Regions from separate parts of the Homo sapiens genome. Here region 1 is linked to region 2. A link is an interaction called in ENCODE POLR2A ChIA-PET data of the cell type or tissue named here. Cell type or tissue: MCF 10A. All regions are shown on one strand. Links, peaks and the distances in the headings refer to the core of each region. The heading gives the core; the rest is flanking DNA.

The links. ChIA-PET counts read pairs that join two places held together with the same protein. Peaks named below come from ENCODE experiments on the same cell type or tissue, not always from the same donor. Only the 100,000 strongest peaks of a DNase experiment are listed, where the experiment ranks them.
Region 1: POLR2A ChIA-PET joins it to region 2 with 5 read pairs; 4 of 35 experiments call an interaction of 5 or more read pairs at or near these places.

What each region holds. Positions count from the first base shown.
Region 1 is chr3:29,369,334-29,372,266 of GRCh38, forward strand. The region is part of intron 1 of RBMS3 (RNA binding motif single stranded interacting protein 3); the gene reads left to right. Among named protein-coding and RNA genes, the nearest start is that of RBMS3, 90 kb to the left of the region's middle. In MCF 10A, for the core only: no CTCF peak of the experiment used is centred there; no DNase peak of the experiment used is centred there.
Region 2 is chr3:29,285,775-29,288,707 of GRCh38, forward strand. The region is part of intron 1 of RBMS3 (RNA binding motif single stranded interacting protein 3); the gene reads left to right. Among named protein-coding and RNA genes, the nearest start is that of RBMS3, 6.2 kb to the left of the region's middle. In MCF 10A, for the core only: no CTCF peak of the experiment used is centred there; a DNase peak (open chromatin) is centred at 1,297.

The DNA.
Region 1 (2,933 bases), core at 109-2,608, 83 kb after region 2:
TGTTTATATTAGGTTGGTGCAAAAGCAATTGTGTTTTTTGCCATTACTTTCAATGGCAAAAACCGCATTTACTTTTGCACCAACCTAATAGTCATTTAAAGGAAACTTCTTAAGCCAGTGTCCCCACCTCAGATTCTCAGATCATCACTCCTTAACACACACACACACACACACACACACACACACACACACACACACACTTTGAGTGAGGGTGAGGAGGAGAGAGGGAACAATGAAGAAAAAGTTCTGCTAATTAAGGGAACTGCTGAAGTTTCAGCTAGTCTTGGTGATGGTTGAAATAACATCAAGGAAAGAGGGAATATAGGAAAGACAGGTGGGAAAATGATTCAGAGTCTAGAGCTAAGGGACAAAAAGAGACAGAAAATATGGGGAACTAATGTGGAATAGATTATTGATCCTAGAAATAAATGTAGCTAAAATTCTTTCCAGTAAAGAGGTCCCAAATTGGTGATAGGTGGGACTTTTAAAGGCAGCCATTTTTATCACACTCTCCAATTCTACCCCGATTTACAGTGATAAGTTTTCTTAGTAAAGAAGCAGCTTTGTCTGAAACTTCAATTCCAAACCTCCGAGACTTTGGCTTAATTAATCTGAAGATACAATGCAGACACCAGCTTTTCTTTCAGAGGTTATTTTAAGTTTAAAATTATGTCTTCCTAACAAATAGCCCAAAGAAATGACTTCGTGGTTTTCCTTTCGTACATTCAGGGATGATGGACAGCCCGGCCTCATGACAGGTGTTCCAGGAGGTCTTTTTAATTGACTTGTCTATAGATGTAAAGAATTTGAACAACCAAGTTGTCTCGTATTTTCTCTATCACTTTCCTGAGGGACTTTTCTTAAGAGAACAAGTGAACTATGATGTCATTATGTCATTTATTGGTTTTAGTTGGACTTTGTTGAGCCTATGAACCTGTTTGAGATATAGTCATAATATCTTGCAGCTCATGTCTGAAAATTTATGTGAACACTTCACAGAAAGTTCTGTTCAGGTTGTACATCCATTTTCATGTTAGATAACTTGTTTTGGGAGTTCTGCCTCTTAGTAAATTTATTGCTTTTGATAATGTGTGGAACTTTTAATTTCTATATTTTAGTTCTTTTTAGACTCAACTATGCACACCCTTTAGATTTAGTATTTGGCTTTTAAGGCATATTTAGACCAGACCCTTTCTATTGGTTAATTGTGGTATAAACCTGGCTCATCCACTTGTGAGACTCTTAGATTCCAAGTGTCTAATAAATCACCAGAGGAGGAATAATTAAAAGCTTCTTTCAGTTCTAGTATTAAATCAACAAGGTTGCCTGGACCGTGCTTCTAGATGTGCTGTAATTTATACTATTAGTGTGGATTGCTTTGGTTTTCTAAAAATAATAAATGACCCAGTGAATAGCATTTGGCCAGAGGCATACAAGAAACAATCCATAGTATATAGATTTGTTCAATGGCATTTAAAAGACCTTGATTAGAATTCAGTCTGGGCTGGAGTGATGAGAATGCTGTTTACTGATGTCTGTTTGAAGTCTCCCTACATGGCAGAGGCTAGAGGGATTCACAAATAGTAACATTTCTTAACTCCAATGGCTGGATCCAGCTGTCTGGAAGAGCTGACATTTTAAAAGAGAGGTACAAAAATGTCTGAATGTCATGATTGCTAATGTCATTTTCATGATTTTATTTTTAAGCGATCTTTGTTTGCTCCGTGCTCTAGCAATGAGCTGGGTTAGAATTCCCAAAACGCTGTGTTAAAAATTCCTTGTGAAAATGCAGTGGTTTTGTTCATGGAGTGGGAAGTGTCTTCTCTGACAAAGCTGTTCACTCATACCTGTGGTTTCTGCCACCCAACCTAAGAATCATTTCAACATACTTAATGTTTTAAGATTGGTAACACAGGGATAGAGGAGAGGCAGGGAGAAGGCAGGTACAAGCCAATAAGTTTGAATAGTTCATCTTTGAAACAGAAACAGACATTTGATTGGTTTTGCCAGTGAGCCTGGGAAATTCCTAGTGTTGAAAAAGCAAAAACATGTACTTGATGGTCCAGACAAGTTTATGAACCAGAATGGGATTTAAATATCTAGCTGTAAAATTATGTTGGAAACACACAGACACACACATGCTTTACTGAGTGAGAAAACATGTAGGAAGTGCTTGCAAGGAACTAAGGGACACCATGCACCAATAACCATATTAAAACATGATAGTGATAGTGTTTGTTGTTTATATAAGCATATGTGTGAATATGTATGAGTGTATATGAGAACATGTATGTGTCTGTGTTTGTATGGGTGTTATTTTAAAGGAAGGTATGACATGGCACATGTAACATAAGTAATTTTGTTTTATTGGTTCCAAGGAAGCCTTTACATTTGATCTAAGTTTCTCAAGAAAGGTCCAGAGTAAAGATAGATATGATACTCTGGAGGAGAGAGGAATTAAAACCAGCAAACCTGACTAACCCAGAGCTTAAAGAACTAGGCGATGTTTCAATCAGTTTCATTTACAAGAAGTTTTTTTTAAATTATTTTTCCATATCCTCGTCACCTTTAAAAGATTCCTCTATTCATTTATTTCTTCATTTATTAATCATTTGAACATTTTTAAGTAACAAGCATGTATCAACATTCTGTTTGATGGGAGAGATTCAAAGATAACTTCTAGATCACAGAACAACAAGCATAGCCAAAAGGCACCTGGTAAGTAGGGGGAAGAGGAAGACACCGTAGAAGTGCACATAAGCTTCCAATGATTGCCGTTAGAATGCAAGTTCAAAGGTGTGAAACAGTTAAGTAAGAAACCCTGTCTCTACTAAACTACAAAAGAAATGATCTGGATGTGGGGACGTGCACCTGTAGTCCCAGCTACTCAGGAGGCTGAGGCAGGAGAATTGTTTGAACCCGGGTCGTGGAGG
Region 2 (2,933 bases), core at 257-2,756:
TGTGCCATAGAATGAGCAAACGCTTGAAAACACAAGTAGGTGAAGGAAGAGAGGCTTCCACGGAGCAAAGGATATTCTTAAAGATGTGAATGTACAGATCCTTCAAAAGCAAAACAAAACAACCCTGTAACACCCTCCTTACACATGAAAATGTAGAAAATCTTGCAGAGGGAGGGAATGAGTTTAGAATTTCCTTAGTACTTCCTGCCTCAGATTTGCATTGATATCCAGTTGGTAACTTGCCAGTTGTTTTAAAACAGCCTTGAAAACTCCAAAGTTCTGTTTTCCTTTGAAAGCCTGAAACATACAAAACTAGTTTTCTAAAATCTTCCAGCGATAGAATTTTTAGGTACAACTCCAAATATTTTCTTTCGCTTCGGGGGGTAATATAATAGCATGAAACTATGATAGCATGAAACTATGATAAATCCTGTTTGTCTCACTTTAGACTGTATAGAATTTTTAATTGGTTTCAAATAAGAGGAAAATAGAAGGAAGGGGCCATCCTTGTTTCTTAGTTTTGTTTTTTTTTCTTAACTCCCCCAAGCCTTCATTATCAGTGGGATTGAACACAATCCCAGTGCATGTTTTGCTATTTTTTTTCCATGATATAGACATTGTTTTTGCAACACTGAGTTTGGTGCCTACTTAAAAGGAGTAGAAACGTAAAAAGTTCATGGTATTTTCTTTTCTCCAGAATGGATTCAAACTTAAGGAAAATATCATGTATATTTAACAGCATCTTTCTAAAGCATTTTCCTTTCACTTTCTTTCAATTTGGAAAAAAAATAGCACAAAATTATAGCACAAAATTATTTCCATGAAGTAATAAAATGTATCTGAGGGCTGGGGGTAGGGATAATTTGCAGGGAGGGACACAATATAGAAGGGAGGATGCAAGTTCATTCTAGGTCTTTCTGGCTTCAGGAATTCTGGAAAGCTTCATTTTTGCACTAGTATGATTTTACACAACCTTTTTGACATTATCAGTCTTTTGGCAGAGAGAGTTCAGTCACAATTATGCCCATGTCAAATTCTAAAATCAAACCAAAACAACAAAAAAAGTATTTTCTTTTAAAATAAAACTTTTTTAATGTCAAACATTTTATTCAGAGTAAATGGTTGATGTTTATTCAAAATTGGCTTCAAGTACTACATTGAAATTGTTTTGTAACAGTCTCATAAGCCACAGCTGTATGTGATTAAATAGTGTAATATCAAAAGCATGTGAGAATAGACGTTTTTATGCTATAGCTATTGCACAGCAAGAGTGCAGATGGAACTGAAGGGAGACCAAAAGCGAAAATGTATTCATGTGGTGTAATACGTGTGTTGAGGATATGTGTTGCTATTTTTTGCAGTAGTGGGAAAATGTTGAACTATTTTGGATGTGCTTAGAAAATATCCTCTCGGAAAACGGAAACAGACATATAATACCATTTTTAAAATGTGGAGTGGATCATGCCATTTAATTAGAAAACACATAGGTGCTGAATAGATCTGAAACCAATTCAAGTGGAAGAATGAAAATTATTCCCATTGAGTACACATTCAAAAAGCAAAAGTGACTTTCTCATTTCTGTTTTGAAATTATAAATTTTTTTTTACTACTTTAATTTATGGAACTATTGTAAGAAAACCTTCATCCCATTGATACCTAAAGAAAAGTATTAGGCAATAAGAATCAGCAACTTACAGATGGCAAAATAGGTGGCAGTATATTGCTTTTTAAAGATATTTGGAAATATGATGCTCTTCAGTGTTGTATAAATATTGCTCTTTTCTTACCAGTGTTAAAAATTACAAAGATACACAAGGACATACAACTTTTGCTTCCATTTCTGTAACAGAGATGTTATCGTAAAGAGGTGTCTAGTTTTAATGAGGTGATTTAATACAGTGTTTTTGAAATAATATTTGTTAATAAAAATTAATAACCTCTAGCTTCCTAGAGATAATAAATCTATAGGATTAATCATACTAATCATCACTACCATTCATATGTGATTGTTTTCAGGGCCTTGAGAAAGCTTATAGAATTGGCTATTTTTAGATTTCAGATTTTAGACAGAAGTAATTTTAAAAAGAAAAAGAGAGTGGCAGACTGAGATGAGTTAAATTTTGCTTGGTTTTGTTTTTATTTTTTTTTATTTTAAGTTGATATTGGCAGATAATCTGGTCTTATTAAAAATGTTTTGTTTTATCCATGTAGGTTTATTACTCAGGGAGTATGTATTATGTGGAATCACGAATAAAATTTTAATAATTCAAAACCAATTCCTAATAAATATCAAATTTCAAAAGTAAGGATAATAAAAGAAAGATAATAGATCCTATCATTTTGTGGGGGAATTCTCTGATTTGTATGTCAATGCATTGGTTTCTAGGTTGGGTTCCTTCACTAGGATCCCTTCCATTGTGAGATAGCTGAGCCTGCTTTAGTATCTTAGTGGTATCTTCAGGTGACCTCGGTTTTGTGTCATTCATGAGTTTTTCTTTTGTTCCCAGATGCTTTCCACAGGGCAGATCAAATGCTGCTTTACTGGCTCTCTGGTGATTTGAAAAATTTAACTGTCTTCATCCTTTCACACATCTAAATCCAGTGCACTGAGAGAAACACGTCCATCACTTGGGAGTGGGTGGATAGAAGTTCCCAGGAGTGGAACAAAATGACAGCCATTCTTTAATCATGACCTTTTCCAGCTTTATTGTGGTGGTTACAATTTTTCTTCTGAGTGGGTAAAATTAAGGTGTATCCAAAAACTTAATTGTGATAGTATGATGCTTTACTTTTCCTCATTTAACTTCCTCTCTACAGGTGGTGCAGAGCTAAATGGTTATGCATGTTTGGCTAAACCAGTTGAGTTAATGAAGGAGACTAGAATTGCCACATTAAAATACTGACAACTTTAGTTTCATGAATGATTATAAGG